Linked DNA regions of Homo sapiens: region 2 is linked to region 1. Evidence: read pairs that join two places in POLR2A ChIA-PET (ENCODE). Cell type or tissue: Panc1. All regions are shown on one strand.

Region 1 (8,000 bases):
TACAGGGAAAAGGGGAACACATATATGTATGAGTGTATGTATCAGTCTCTCAGGAAAATATAGCTTTTTAATAAATTTTGGGCCATCATATTTCAGTCTTGTTTTCACTGGAAGAATACGATCACCTTGAATAATGACTGCTTTCATAGAAGGCAGTTAGCTGAAAAGAAAGGAAAAATAAAGTTAGTTGATACAGTGAAATAATTTAAGAGTGTTAAATTCCTAGAAAAAGCATTCCATTCACATTATTAAACTATATAGTCTTCCAGCTACTATATTTTTTAACACTAAAATCATGCATAAACATACTTACTGTATTACTTTTCCTATAGGTACAACATGCAATTATATTCTTTCCCAAAACAACTTGGGATTTTGGAATATTAGCTACACACATTACACACACATTTTAATATGGTTAACAAGCTATTAGGGTTAAACAATATACCACAGAATAACTTAGAAGATAAAAGTTTGATTTGGGGTTTAACTGCCAGCTGCCTCATGTAGCTGAAAGGGAAATGGGCCTATTGATCAGGTTCTACTTGGCTGTTCAACCCTAAGCCACATTTTGTTTTTCTATAAGATAGGACCAACTACATTGTTGTAGTAAATATATACAAGCTACTCTATGAAATCTGATTATAAATAGATACCAGTACTACCTGATTTATGTTTTGCAACTTGCTTACTTAGACTAAAACACACATTATTTCTTTTAAATCCTTCTATGTAAAAGGTTTAACTTGAGGCTCAACTTTCATTCAAATCTCCTTTAGCCACTATTAACCAAACTATTTTACATTTTCTAAAAGCACAATTCTCACAGCGTATCACTGACATTCTTCAGCAAGGGTAACATTAAATTCTCACAAAGCAAACATTTCACAGCACCACACACAAAAATGCCAAATCAGAAATAGCTATTTCACAGCACTTATTAGACTTATAAAGTTTTTATGCTTTCAATTCTTGCAAGTTGGAAATAAAAGGAGAGAGATGGAGAAAGGAATCTCATGCTATGTTCACAAACTAATATAGCTGTAGGAACTTGAAAACGTTGTAAATTTTACTTCTCTTCTGAATATGGCTTCTTTGGAATGAACAGAACGTATCAGAATTAACTCCTTTTGTGATTTCTACATCTCATTCCTAAGATAAATTCTAACTGTACTAAAAATTTATAGCCAATAAAGAATCTGAACATAGCATTTCACTTTTACACTTAACATGTAAATTTCAGTTAGCAACTTTTCGAAAACTACTTTTAACTATATACTATTAAAAACAAGTTTCAAAAATAAAAAATAATGAAAGCCCAAGTGGCAAACCACATGCACTACGTTGAAGTACTAAAATAACTGATTTTTCATTTTTTGATTTACCCCATTTATTTCTTCAGAAATCAAAAACATCGTCATCATCATCACCACCACCATCAACATCATCAAATGACCAATCCCAGTCTTTAAATGCCAAATCAAGCAATCTGCAATAGGAGGTTTGTAAATTTATACTCTAACACTCTTTAGAAACTGTAACTTAATGTTATGACTTAGAAATCATACTTTGAATGTGCTTGTAAGCATTTTAATTTTCCCTTCATGGATAACAACAAGATTAAAATTAAGACGGACGCACATAGGGAAGCCTTGCCCTTTATATATAAATGCATATAATCATGTTGGCCAAGTACACTTTCCAGATATTTGAAGACAGCGATCATATTTGGGATAATAAGAAACAATCTGCTTCTCCCTCCTCACTCCCATACCCCAGATAAACACATAACCATCCTGATGCCCAGTTTGATTTGAGAATTATGAAAGCACATTTGTCAATGTTCCCCTTCACCAAAGTGGTCAGATTGTCAGCTCAGTTTTTCCATCATAGCACCAAAAACCATGGGGTAAAAAGGGAGTAATAGAATAAGAAAGCAGCTTTCTGAATTCCAGTAGGACCCTGCCTGCTCAATGTGTCACCAAGAGCTTTGTCCTGCATATGAAAAACTAGGGACAAGGGAAAAGCCACAGGTACATAAGTAGCATTAGCAAGTCATCTTGGCTAAATTGGACTTAGAGTTGGGATATATGTGGTCTTTTCTTTCTAATTCAATAACCTAAACTGTAATATTGCTATCATCTTTGTTTTTAAAAATAGCCACCTGGCCAGATGCGGTGGCTCACGTCTGTAATCCCAGCACTTTGGGAGGCTGAGGCGGGCAGATCACCTGAGGTGAGGAGTTCAAGACCAGCCTGGCCAACATGGTGAAACCATGTCTCTACTAAAAATACAAAAATTAGCTGGGCATGGTGGCAGGTGCCTGTAATCACAGCTACTCAGGAGGCTGAGGCAGGAGAGTCACTTGAATCCAGGAGGCGGAAGTTGTAGTGAGCCGAGATCGTGCCATTGCACTCCAGCCTGGGGAACAAGAGTGAGACTTCGTCTCAAAAAATTAATAAATAAATAAAAATAAAAATAAATAAATAATAAAAAAAAGCAGTAACTTTTTCATTTTTAAAACTGTGGTGTTCATGAATCAACTTGTGCCAAGGAACTCATCTGGTCCCCAAAGTCTCACCTGTAATCACTATTGTCAGTGGTTCTTATTTACACACTTCTAAAGTAAGAAACTTTAGTGTATATGATTTACCTACTGCTCTTTATAAGGCCTCATTCCAAGAGATTTAGATATGACTGAAAAGGGCCCAAATATTTGCATTTTCAAATAAAAAACCTGAGGCGATTTCTGATACAGCTGGTTAACTTTGAGAAACACTGACAGAATAGGTTAATGGATGATTACTCTAATTTAAAATAAACACAGCGACTCAAATTACTCTTTTAAAATGTGCTAAACACAGCACAACATTTGAGAAAACACACAAACAGATATAATTACTCACTGAACACATATCGCAACCTGGCACACACTCACTTCTCTAGACTTATATATAATGTAACTTATAGCCATAGTTTCAGCTCTACTGCTTGGGAGATTGTGATCAGCAGGCCTTCCAGGGCATCCAAGCCTCAGCTTTAGCATAGGTTAGGAGAAAGCTGCATTGCATACCCTTTCAAAACCTTTGAAGTGTGTGCCAGTGTCACAATCTCAAATTTAAGTCTAATCGCTAGATGCGACTGTAGTGTATGACGAGACTTCCCTTACAACCCTCTCCCTCATCCCTTCGAATCAGTCATCTAATTCTAGTTATTTCAACTGAAGAAATCTTTCCAAATCCAGGTTTATTTTCTTCGTTTTCATTGTCAAGTACTCAGTTCAGGATCTCATTAAGCCTGAATACCAATCCCTTACTGAAAGACTTCTACTTATAAATCAAAACTCCTGAGCACAGTGTACATGGAGCTTTTCAGTTGGGTTCAGACTTTCTCTCTAGTGTCACATCATCTTTTACCACTCCCTACCCTTGCCTTCTCCCAACGCCAAGCCAACACAAAATTACAAATACATAAGTAATTCTGATGACTTTGTACCTCTGCACATGACATTTTGCTTGGAACTGATTTTCCCTTATTTGTCTGCTTGTAAAATTATCCATCCTCCATTGTTTGAGATCTTTCTTAATGTCCTCAGGCAGAATTCTCCATGCTTCCCTCGTTTCCCCAAGCGCTCTGTTCATCCCTATATTATAAACAGCATTTTACATAGTACTGTAATTGCCTGTTGCTTGACTGTCTCCACCATTAACAGGGATATAGTTCAGGCCTGCGAAACTTATTGTCAAAGATGCTTTGGAAAGAGTGCATTTAATTTGGAGTTCTACCAGCAGTCCACAAAAGTACCCATTTCGTTTCTTAACCCGTGCCAGTTTGGCAGGTGAAAAATGGTTTTATGTTATAGTTTTAATTTAATGCTAATTTCTTAATACAGTAGTCCCCCCATATCCTTGTCTTCACTTTCCATGGTTTCAAGTTACCAGTGGTGAACCACAGTCTGAAAACATTAAATAGAAAAGCTCAAAACAACTTAGAAGTTTTAAACTGCCCAACGTTGTAAACAGCGTGATGACATCTTGTGCCATCCCACTCTGTCCTGCCTGGGATGTGAGTCATCCCTTTGTCCAGCATATCCATGCTTGTTAGTCACTTACTAATGGTCTTCATTATCAGATTTTAAAAAATTGTATGTGTACGGTCCAGTACTATTCGTGATTCCAGGCATCCACTGGGGGTCTTGGACTACATATCCCTTGAGATAAAGGGGGACTACTGTAATCAGGCTGATCACTTTTTTTTACATTTAACAGCTATTTCCATAATAATGCCTGCATGCGCCTCATTAATTTTGTATGGGGATGAGGCAATCTTTTTTCTCAATGATTTATAAGAACTTTTCGTATGTGAAGATACTAACTCATCTTTCTCATATATTTTGGAAATACATGGTGTTTTTTAAATTTACAAGGCTTTACTTTTGGGGTAGTTGATCTTTGGCTTTGTTTTCTTTGCTTTTATTATTTGGAAGTTCTTCCCCAATTCAAGATCAGGTATATATTCACCTATGGATTTATTTTTGACACTTCAAATTGTATATAACTTCATTATTTTCCCAAGTAGACTGTTAATTCTTTAACATTTAGAAATGAGGAAGAGCAAAGATAAGATAATAATGACACAATAGCTACTTCCTCCTTTAAGTTTTAACTGTGCTGCCATGTTTTACACTTCTTAAAACTCGGTAAGTGAGCATTTGTTACATTTTTGCTTTATACTTTTCTGCATGCATTAAATACTGCGTTAAAAAAAATCTTTAAAAGAAAAATAATTAAAGAGAAATACCCTCTAGCCAAACTGGTATATAATTTTTTTTTTTTTTTTTTTTTTTGTGTGACGGAGTCTCGCTCTGTTGCCTAGGTTGGAGTGCAGTGGTGCGATCTCGGCTTACTGCAACCTCCACCTCCTGGGTTCAAGCAATTCTCTGCCTCAGCCTCCCCAGTAGCTGGGATTACAGGCGCCTGACACCACGCCTGGCTAATTTTTGTATTTTTAGTAGAGATGGGGTTTCACCATCTTGGCCAGGCTTGTCTTGAACTCCTGACCTCAGGTGATCCACCTGCCTTGGCCTCCCAAAGTGCTGGGATTACAGGTGTGAGCCACCGCGCCCAGCCCAGACTGGTATATTTTTATCTTGCATTGAAACAAATTAGGACTCCCCAAATTGTCTTCATCAAAAATTAGCATTTTATTCACAAATTTCCTACTTTTCCAGTATGGCATTTTAATTTTAATTCAAAAGTACCAAGAAAACATTCCTGTAGAATAGCATTTCTATACATTATTTTTATGAACTGTCAATTAATTTCTAGTCTTATTTTATTTTTATTTTTTTATTTTTATTTTTTGAGACGGAGTCTCACTGTCGCCCAGGCTGGAGTGCAGTGGCGTGATCTCGGCTCACTACAAGCTCCGCCTCCCGGGTTCACGCCATTCTCCTGCCTCAGCCTCCCGAGTAGCTGGGACTACAAGTGCCTGCCACCACGCCCAGCTAATTTTTTGTATTTTTTAGTAGAGATGGGGTTTCACTGTGTTAGCCAGGATGGTCTCGATCTCCTGACCACGTGATCCACCTGCCTCGGCCTCCCAAAGTGCTAATTTTGTAGGGTGCATGTCTGTAATCCCAACTACCCAGAAGGCTGAGGCAGGAGAATTGCTTGAACCTGGAAGGTGGAGGGTTAGGGTGAACCGAGATCACGCCACTACACTCCAGCCTGGGTGACAGAGTGAGACGTCATGTCACAAAAAAAAAGAAAAAAGAAGAGAAAAAGATGTAATGATGTAATGGCAGATGACCACAAAGAAAGACACAGAGGAAAAGTTACCAAAAATGGTTAAGTGAACATTTATGGGTTCACTTTATATTTGATGTATCTAACAAAGCCAAACTTTGTTTTAAGAAGGATACCATGTCAAATTAGTTCAACTAAAGCTAGATTGACTAATGCTAAGACTAATATTAAACAAACTCAAATGAACAGCTAGATGTTAGATCACTGCTGAGACACACCAGCAATTCTGTGCCTCTGTTTTCTTGGATGACCCTTTACCATTTCCACCCATTTGTATACTGAATGGGCTTTAGTCCAGTAGAATGTTAAAAACCATCCAGCCTGAGGCTTGATTCCTCCCTGGAACCATGCTACTCAATGAGATTTACAATTTGCCTCTCTGATTGGTTCTTCTTCTAATACATCTTCCAAGGAAAAGGTCTTTAACTGTTTAGTGCTATTTATGATCTCTCACACTTTCAAATAATGTCTTTAGAGAACAAAATATCCTCAGTTCCTTCGCTTGCTACATAATACTTTCAAATGACATACTGCAACCTCTGTTATTCTCATCTATATACCATTCAATTTGTATAAGTGACTCTTAAAATGTGACATTCAAAATGGAATACTGGCCAGGCGTGGTGGCTCATGCCTGTAATCCTAGCACTTTGGGAGGCCGAGGTGGGAGGATTGCTTAAGGCCAGGCATTTGAGACCAGCCTGGGCAACATAGGGAGACCCCCATCTCTACAGAAAATAAAAACAAAAAAAAATTAGCCAGGTGTCATGGTGCATGTATGTGGTCCCACCTACTCTGGGAGGCTGAGGTGGGAGAATAATCAGTTGGGCCTGGGAGGTCAAGGCTGCAGTGAGTCATGATCGTGCCATTGCACTCCAGCCTGGGCAACAGAGTGAGACCCTGTCTCAATAATAATAATAATAATAATAAAATGCAGGTTGATTGATTCATGTAAGAGATACAGACACAATGCTAGGAGTACATGAAACAATGGAGACTCAAATGCCAAAAACAATGGAAATAATGTTGCAGATGTACAACAAAATCCAAATTATATTATAAATGTGACCACCTTTATGTTTAGAATTTCAAAGAATGTATTAAATGAATTTTTTCACAAAATATACACTACACATTTTACAGTCAATTTTGATATTAGTTTTATTTACATGCAGATATGAGGGAAAGAAATCCTTACTACTTACCGTTGCTATGACAAAATGTGTTTTTTAAAAAAATCAATGAAGAATGATTCACAGGGCAAGGCCAGAAGTTTTTTAAAAAAAAAAAAAAAAGTAACAAAAATCAAAAGTAAATGTACTCTCAAATAGACCATAATGCTGATTTGGACTGGGAAAGGAAGGTATTTGTAAGTCAGTGTACATAAAAACAGCCTGTTACATAACTGGGAGCGTGCCTCATAAACTAATTCCATATATGTTATCGTATGTAGTGAAATCATTAATGTGTCAAATAGCACAAAAGAAAAAAATGTATCAAAAGGATATTTGGAGTTATTATAGTTCTAGATCTAGACAAACCCCTTCTGGAGTCTTAATCAAAAACAAATATAACAATACCTATTCTATTCCATAGGACTATTTTAAAGAGCAAATGAGATAATATATAAGAAGTTAAATGAGAGAAAAGAATACACAGAGAAGTACTTTGGAAACTGAAATCACTACACACTATAAGGTATTAAAATACCATTTAAGCATTAATAGTTCTACAATATTAATAATAGAAATTTAATTTTCAGATGTTTTACAGAAGGCACTTGAAATGGCCTTCAGTGTCTCTGAATTCTGAGTTTCTTTAGCTTTAGTCAATAATCATTAATTTTGTTTAGTTTTATCATACCTCACACAAAATATTCAACATTTTCACTGCTGAAACACCAATTCTGCCTTTGTCATTCTAAATTATTTCCTTGAGAGATTAGTTTCAGAAAGTTTCATCTAAGATGTTTGTGATTAGAATTTCTGACAATACAGCCAATGCTATCAATATTCATATACTGAAGGTCCTGTGTTAGGGAACCAAAAGGATACCTGAAATCAGATACCTGATCAAAGGATATGCTTTTTCCTTTAGCTAACCAAATTCTTGTGTTCATTTCATGTTCAATGGATAGCAATGTTTATAAATGCTGAAGTAGTTAGTAAGCCAAGAAATGGCTATTGTGAATCA
Region 2 (8,000 bases), 190 kb after region 1:
CTAAGAGTCACGCAGGTTGTCAGAGATGCAGACCTGGGCATCTGCCTCTCCTTACACCATGACATACCTTGTTGAATGACTGAGACACCAGTGACACCGGTGACAGGACGCAGGAGAGGACTTGGGGCAGGGAGGCGCCTGCTCATAACCCTCTCTGACTTCCAACTGCAAACCCTTACTGGCTGTTGTCCTCTGCCAGGCACTGTGCTGAGCCCCATGGAGGCACCAGCCTCTTCGATGGTGGCATTTTAAGGCCTACAATGGCAGAGAAACGTCGTGGAGGAGTGAGGGTATTTCCAGCCATGGCTGGAAACTGACCCTGAATCCGAGCGTTCTCTGGTCTGGACAGAGTGCCAGGCCTGTGGCAAAGCAGGTAACCTTTGAAACGGAATCTGATCTGCTGTCGGCCACTGCCCAGGCCACAGTCTGCCAAAGGGACAGCTGAACGAAAGGCTCAACTTCCTCCTTCATCAGCTCCAAGTTCCAGGACAAGAGGCAGAACCAGGTGCCACCGAGCCTGCCACAGGTAAAGCTGCTTCTCTGTCTTAGGCCTCCCTGCTCTCGTCCTCAGGGCACTTCTCACCCCCTCCATCCCTGCTGACGCTGAGTGCTATCACCCCCAAGGAAGGACGCTTCCTGGAATGCCCAGCCTGCCACCCAAGAGACTCCCCTCAGGGCACCCACTGCTGGATCCAACAGGTCTGCCCCAGTGCCAGCCCCTAGAACCACAGGCTTCTGTAAGCTTCGACTTCCACATGCAAACCAAGTACGCTCAGCCTTTTAAAGTGCAATCCTCTTTGTTCAGAATGTTCTTCCTCCTGTGGCCAGGCTGACTCCTTTTCTCAATCCTCAGGTCCCAGGAGGGCTGTCACTGCCCAGCACCTCTCCCCAACCTCCTGTGTGCTCTCTGAGCATTGTGTACCCGCTCCTGGTGCCACACAGACTCTTGCCATGACCTCTTCTTTGTCTCTGTTTCCATTGGCTGTGTCTCATTCTCCATTGCATCTGCAGCACCCAGCCCTGCACCTGGCACATAGAAGACCCTCAGTGGTATTTCATCAATAAATGGGAATGGTCTTACCCTTCCATGCCCACAGACACACTTGCACCCAGACCTCTGCAGCCCCTGCCCTCCCAATGACCTTGCCTTGGAGACTCTGCAGTTCTCACCTTTGACAGCTTTCTGAGAATTCGACCGTCCCCAGGCTGTCCTCTTCATTGATGCCTTTGCCACTTAAACCAAAATATGCTGTGCTTTTCTAGGTTTCTGCTTCTTGCCAAGTGTCTATCTCTTACTCTACCGACCATCACCATTGACGTGTGTGAGGGGACATCTGGAAGCACAGTCCTCTAAGGTGTGTGTGTCAAGATAGGGTTTGGGTGGCAGAGGGAGGCCCAAGTGCTGGTGGGTTCACCCACAAGGATTTGCTGACAGCTAGCTACACACCTTCCTGTTCTTTGAGAATTTCAAACGTGAGTAGATCAGCCCTTGCCATCCAAGAGCTTAGGTTGAGGGTCTGAGGGTGGAAAACACAATGAACACAAAGCTTAATTCCAGAATGGATGCCAATAATGGCACATACCATCTGCTAAGCACCTACTGTGTGTGGGCATTTAACGGTCACTGTCTTCCATTTATATAACAACCTTGCGATTTATGAATTAGAGAACCATCTTACAGGTTACAAAATTGAGATAAGTGAGCTGCCGTCTATATCAGAGAATAGAAGGTTCTGAGACCAAGATTTGAAACCAGACCTTGCCAAGGAATGACCAAAATTCATTCCTTACCAAGATGTCACTTTGGGGGCCTTATCTTAAAAGTGCTTTTCTGCCAGTTTCAATGCTCTTGAGAGGACAGTCTCCCCCTCGAAGGCTCCTAGCAACATCGCTGGGCAGGCTGGGCTGCTAAGAACACCTGTGTTTAATTTAGGTGGTGACTCAGAAGTCCCATGCCCAAAATAGGTGACACAGGCACACATAAACTGTGGCCTCCTTTTTCTACCTCCAGCCCTAACCTCTGACCCTACTGTCTGTGATTGGAAAGAAACGAAACAGTGGTACTGGGAAGAGCTGTTCCCGACCTAAACCTTGCACACAAATGGTGTCAGCAGGCACAAATCAACATGAAGATTATTAAGGGGAAACAAGCGGAAAAAATACAACTCACTAGGAATTCCTAAGTGGAGGGGCTGGGGTGTGTGTTTGTGTGTTTGTGTGTGTGTTTGTGTACATGTTTTTAACTCATCCAGATTGGAAAAAAAATGTGCCTGCAAAGGTTTCACCTTTACTTTCTCAAACCAAAAGAGATCATGTCAAGATGCCAGTCAATTGGGAGGAACTGAGGGTGAAGCCCCAGCAGGAGGGCCCTCTCTTTTCTCTTTTGAAACTTGGTGATGGCCAGGTACAGTGGCTTATGCCTGTAATCCCAGCACTTTGGGAGGCCGAGGCAGGTGGATCACCTGAGGTCAGGAGTTCCAGACCAGCCTGGCCAACATGGGGAAACCCCATCTCTACTAAGAATACAAAAATTAGCCAGACATGGTGGCACGCGCCTGTAATCAAAGCTACTCAGGAGGTTGAGGCATGAGAATTGCTTGAACCCAGGAGGCGGAGGTTGCAGTGAGATGAGATCACACCACTGCACTCCAGCCTGGGTGACACAGTGAGACTCGTGAAAGAAGGAAAGAAAGAAAGAAGGAAAGAAAGAAAGAAAGAAAGAGAGAGAGAGAGAGAGAGAGAGAGAGAAAGAAAGAAAGAAGGAAAGAAGGAAAGAAAGAAAGAAAGAGAAAGAAAGAAAAGAAAGAAAGAAAGAGAAAGAAAAGAAAGAAAGAAAGAAAGAAAGAAAGAAAGAAAGAAAGAAAGAAAGAAAGAAAGAAAGAAAGAAAGAAAGAGAAAGAAACTTGGTGTCCCCAGTGCATGCCTCAGCAGCTGTGGGATTGAAAAGTTATACATATTTTTTCCCATTGAGTAAACAAGTCTACCATTAGAAGCAGGACTTCCTTCTTGATATACTTGGATGGAGACGATTTGTTTGAAAATGAGTCTGTTTAAAATGAACACAGCCGCTCCCCCCGCGAATCTGCGGGCAATCTGACATCTTTGGAGCTCACTCAGAATGACACACTGAGCAAAATTCCACCACGTTAAATTCGAGTAGACTTGACATGGTGGAAAGATCACAGGCCTGGGGCAGAGGGCCTGGCCCCTGCCCTCGCCCCTGGGGCCCTGTGAGAGCCAGGACAGGCCCTCCCCTCATCCAGCGGCCGTGGAGCCCTGGGTCTCTTCCTGCAGCTCGTTTCTCTCGTGTGAGGCAGACACAGTGCAGCGCTCTCTTGAGGTCTCTGTGGCATTTCTGGAATGTCCTTCTTCCCCAGTTCTGCTGTTCTTTCTCCCTAGCGTGAAGGCAGGGAAATAAAGAGGCCTATTTATAGTGGGCTGGGCCAAGGCAAGCTCATCTCAAAGCTGAGTATTTATGACTGTTAGTGTCTCAGAGACAACCTGTGAATGGCCTGGCGTCTCTCCAACGGTGTGGTGTGGACTTGGCACCACTTCGCACGGCACTGGAGCTGGGTGCTGCCTTCCAGCTGGGCGTGTGAAGGGCCCGTGCAAAGCCTCTGCCTCCCCTACCCCGGCTCTCAGGGCCCTGAGGAGCTTACGGGCTGGAAATGGCCACTTCCTGAAGAACGGTAACCAGCCCCTGTGTAGGCAACAACTCACGCGCGCCCACGGAAACTCAGAGGCGTGGCTGTTACTATCCATATTTTAAAACGCAGTGATGGCTCCAATGCATTTGTTCTGTGTAAGGTAACGGGCTATTCTAGACAAGCTTTGGGGTATCTGCCTCTCCAACTTATGCCCTTTACTTTGTGAACGAATCCCACCCACAGCCATGATCACTCAGTGTGACTTCGTTACCCTGGCCTTGGTTAATTGGACCAGCGATGGGCCGGTGACCCAGGCTAAGCCAATAACATATTCTCTCCGAAAGTTTTGCTTCCAGATTCCCTTCTTAGCCTCTGTTGGGCCCTTGACTGGGGAGCCCAGTGAGGCCAGGCCTGGGCAGCTGAGCTTGTCATCTCAAACAGAAGCAAAGGAAGCTTCTCTGCAGAGCAGTCAATGAAACTGTCACACAATGACCCCAGAAGTCCTGACAGATGGTTCTGCCAGCTTCCCTGTTCCAGTCACTCTCGAAGCCTTTGGTTCCCGGAGATTCTACTGCTCTATCTTTTTGAAACAGAATGTTCTATTAGGGTTTAAATTTATGTAACACAATAGCCTATTGGAAGATTTTTTAAAAAAAAAACTTACTGGAAAAATCTACCAGCTGCTATCTGGAGACACAAAGACAGAAGGTCCCTAGAGGGCAGATCCTGAGTAGCCTCACTTAGACGGGGAGGCAGGGGCAAGCCCCGACATGGCAAAGCCAGCCCCTCCGTATGTCCCAGCCAAAACCAGCGTTGGAGAAGGGCAGTGGGGCCGCTGATGGCTATCGTGTGTGAGAGCCAGGGCCGGAGCCAGCTATGGTGCTTCCCTCATGACTTAGAAAGCAGCTCCTGTGAGCATCCAGGTACTTCTGGGCAGTTGGATTTTCCAGGTTAAGGCAGTGAGACTGGGCTCTCCCATTCCTTCCAGCCTCCCCACCCATACTGCCTGTCACATGGGGCTTTCTGGACTTAGAAGGGGAATCCACTGGCTTCATAAAGTAAATATTGCCATCTGAGACCTGGCTTCAAACTCTGAAGTAGAACACCCCAGTTACACTTCCAGTAACTTTCCCTTTCTTGCTTAAACTACTTTGGGTGAGACTTTGTTCTTGTGATGGAAAGAGCTTCGTTGAAGTGACAAATGCTGGGGGATGCTGAGTCCACATCCCGGTCTGTCTGACTCCAAATCTGAGTGACTCTGAGTCCAGAGGTCATTCGACTTCACATCAAGGCCTCTCTGATGCCGCCTCGCATCCCCTGAGAGCTTGGCAGACCTGGAGGCTCTCGTCAGAATTCCCCAACAAAATCTGTGTTTTAACAAGTTCCCTGGTACCCCTGGGGGGGCACTGATCTGATTCACCCACCAGCCTCCCAAGGCCCTGTAGTGCTGAGCTGTGGACCTCACTAGGACGCTCTCCTTGTCCCTGCCACTAGCTCCAGTGGGATCTCAGGCCAAGACCTCTCCTACCCTTGGCTCCCATTAACTTCTTTATAAAACAAAAGGCCCTCCCTGGTCCTGAGCTGAGGTGGCATCAGCTGTTCCCTTCAAAAAAGTGGCCCAGAGAAGCGGGGAGTAGAGAGTGACTGCTAATAGGTACAGGATTTCTTTTTAGAGTAATAAAAATATTTTAGAATTAGACAATGGTGATGGTTATCCAACTCTGTGACTGCACTAAAAACCATTGACTTGTACAACTTAAAAGGGGGACATTTTATAGTATGTGAACTATAGCTTAATAAAGCTGTTATTAAAAAACAATGGTACAGTACTTGAGAAAGAGAAACAATAAACCTTGGTAAAAAATAGGTTCAGTTTTATCTCAAAGCCCTATGGCTTCTCTACAGGAAGCCTTTGCTTTTGTTCTGTATCTCATGGTTTCTCTTCACAAGGCCGTTATGAAGCTCAGATGGCGCAATGGCTCAGAAGAGATTTGCAAAGGAATAAGCGAGAGATCAGAGCAGGGAACGCAGGTCAACAGCAGCCCCTCCTCCCTGTCTGCCTTCCCCTGAACCTCCGTGCAACCAGAGCCTCTGGGGAGAGGCAGGTACATCTTGTGTTTCTTTTCAGTGCAACTGTAGCTGGCCGGATGCCACAGGACATTTACTTTAAAAGAATATTTAAAAAATTTTTTTAGAAAAATGAAGGTCTCGGGACTGGGCACGTGGCTCATGCCTGTAATCCCAGCACTTTGGGAGGCGCAGGCGGGAGGATCACTTGAGGCCAGGACTTCAAGACCAGCCGGGGCAACATAATGATACCCCGTCTCTACAAAAACTTTTAAAAAATAGTCAGGTGCAGTGGTGAGTGCCTGTAGTCCCAGCTACGAGGGAGGCTGAGGCAGGAGAGTGGCTTGAGTCCAGCAGTTTAAGGTTGCAGTGAGCTGTAATCACACCACTGCACTCCCGCCTGGGCGACAGAATGAGAAAGAAAAAATGTTTTTAAAAAATTTGTCTCTAAGAAAAAATGTTTTTAAAAAACATTTTTTTAATGAAGGTCTAGTCATCAAGACCCAAGACCCCACTGTCTGGCAGGTCATCTTGGGGAATTCCTATCCATTTAGCTTCCCCAGGTCCAGGAACTTCCTTGGACCTCCTGGGTTGACTGCCCCCATGTTGCCCCGGCCAATGCTCAGTAACATTTGTTGAATGCCTGATTGTGGCCCACATTTAGAATTATTAGAGAAAGGCCGGGCGCAGTGGCTCATGCCTGTAATTCCAGCACTTTGGGAGGCTGAGGTGGGCAGATCACTTGAGGTCAGGAGTTCGAGAACAGCCTGGCCAACATGGTGAAACCCTGTCTCTACTAAACATACAAAAATTAGCTAGGCATGGTGGCACACACCTGTAATCCCAGCTACTCGGGGGGCCAAGACAGGAGACTGTCTCAAAACAAACAAACAACAAAACAGAATTATTAGAGAAAGAACATTTAAGGAAGTGAGAAAATGTGGTAAGGTATGAAACCTTGGCCTGTTGAAAGCCAAAATCACCTTCTGATTAGGAGGGGCCTGGCCTCCAACCTCCCTGGAGAACGGTTTGTTCCCCTCCTTTGCAGCCAGGTTGCAAACATTTATGACCCATTTAATCATGCTCAGTGTTTGGAGCCACACAGAGAGGGCTTCTGCAGGCTCGGACGTCATCTCGGGGCGAAGGGTGGTGTTTGATGTGTCACGCGATGAAATGCTCCCCACTCCACTCATGGTTATTATTTTTTTGCCTTTAAGCAGACAGAGTCCATCAGAGATTAGAACTCTGCCAGAGTTTCTGGGTTGAGTGATGAAGCACAAATGTTTCCCTTTCCAACGCTCTCGGAACTGTCAGCCTTATTTCTATGGCTGTCATTCTCTTATTCACAAAAACGAAACCGGGCTAAGCTGCCCTTCCTCCCTGGGCTTTTTCCAGCCTGAAGTCTCTGAAATAGCCATGTTTGTTGTAGCAGCAAGTGGGAATGTTGTCTGCTGTGATAAATGGCCCGTCCCTTCCCCTAAAATAGCCACTGGACTTCCTGGGAACTTTCCTCTCAGTCCTCTGATGAGGGAGGGTCTCGGTGGGCCTGTGGGGACTCAGCAGGGGCTACCTGGTTCAGGCTGGCTCCTTCTCCTTAAAAGCAGAACGAGGGCCCATTCGAGTCAGAATGAGCCCCTGCAGAGCTTCTTAACCGTATACAACCCCGGGCAAGCTATTTTGCCTCTCTGAGCCTCGTTTTCTCACCACATTTGGGCCAAGGAGAAGACTAAATGAGATACTATATGAAAGGTGCTGGGCCCAGATCAGACCCTTAATAAACAAGAATTCAGGCAGGCAGCGGTGAGGTTCTTGCCTGCTCCCTTTCACCCATAGATGCCTCCTGTCACTGCCTAGTGGCTGAGCTCTGGGAAGGGAGGCAGGGGACCCACCTCACTCCCTGCCCTGTGCGTACAGCCTAAGCCAGGCTCACTGAGTCCCTCACCACCTCCTTTGTTCAGTAAACATTGACTGGGCATCTGCTGTGCCCCAGAGCCTGCAGGAGGCCATGGGGACAAGGACAAGTCAGACATGGCTCTGGCCCTCAGTACAGAGATCTCTACAGGATGCAAGGGACCCTAATTGATCTGTTGTACAGTGGGAGTTCGAAATGCCATGGGCAGGAGAGAGAGAAGCCTGGCATTGACTGGAAGCTTCCAGAAAGGTTGCTTCTCTTACTGAGGCTGGGCCACACCCTGGGCTGTTGGGAGCCCCCCACCATGCCTTGTTTTGTTCAGCTCTGGCATACGGTAACCATGTATTACCAGCAGGAATTAAAGGAGCTTTAGG

The links. ChIA-PET counts read pairs that join two places held together with the same protein. Peaks named below come from ENCODE experiments on the same cell type or tissue, not always from the same donor. Only the 100,000 strongest peaks of a DNase experiment are listed, where the experiment ranks them.
Region 2: POLR2A ChIA-PET joins it to region 1 with 12 read pairs; 5 of 35 experiments call an interaction of 5 or more read pairs at or near these places.

What each region holds. Positions count from the first base shown.
Region 1 is chr2:11,183,281-11,191,280 of GRCh38, forward strand. It overlaps ROCK2 (Rho associated coiled-coil containing protein kinase 2), which reads right to left. Exons shown (of 33, transcript NM_004850.5): 33 at 1-160. The coding sequence ends at 157. Among named protein-coding and RNA genes, the nearest start is that of SLC66A3, 32 kb to the left of the region's middle. In Panc1, no CTCF peak of the experiment used is centred here; a DNase peak (open chromatin) is centred at 4,041.
Region 2 is chr2:11,371,351-11,379,350 of GRCh38, forward strand. PPIAP60 (peptidylprolyl isomerase A pseudogene 60) reads left to right here. Exons shown (of 4, transcript XM_047446546.1): 4 at 350-445. The coding sequence ends at 445. Among named protein-coding and RNA genes, the nearest start is that of LINC00570, 19 kb to the right of the region's middle. RefSeq lists enhancers at 4,395-4,953, 6,851-7,060. In Panc1, no CTCF peak of the experiment used is centred here; DNase peaks (open chromatin) are centred at 3,121 and 3,471; H3K4me3 peaks cover 626 bases; H3K27ac peaks cover 1,948 bases.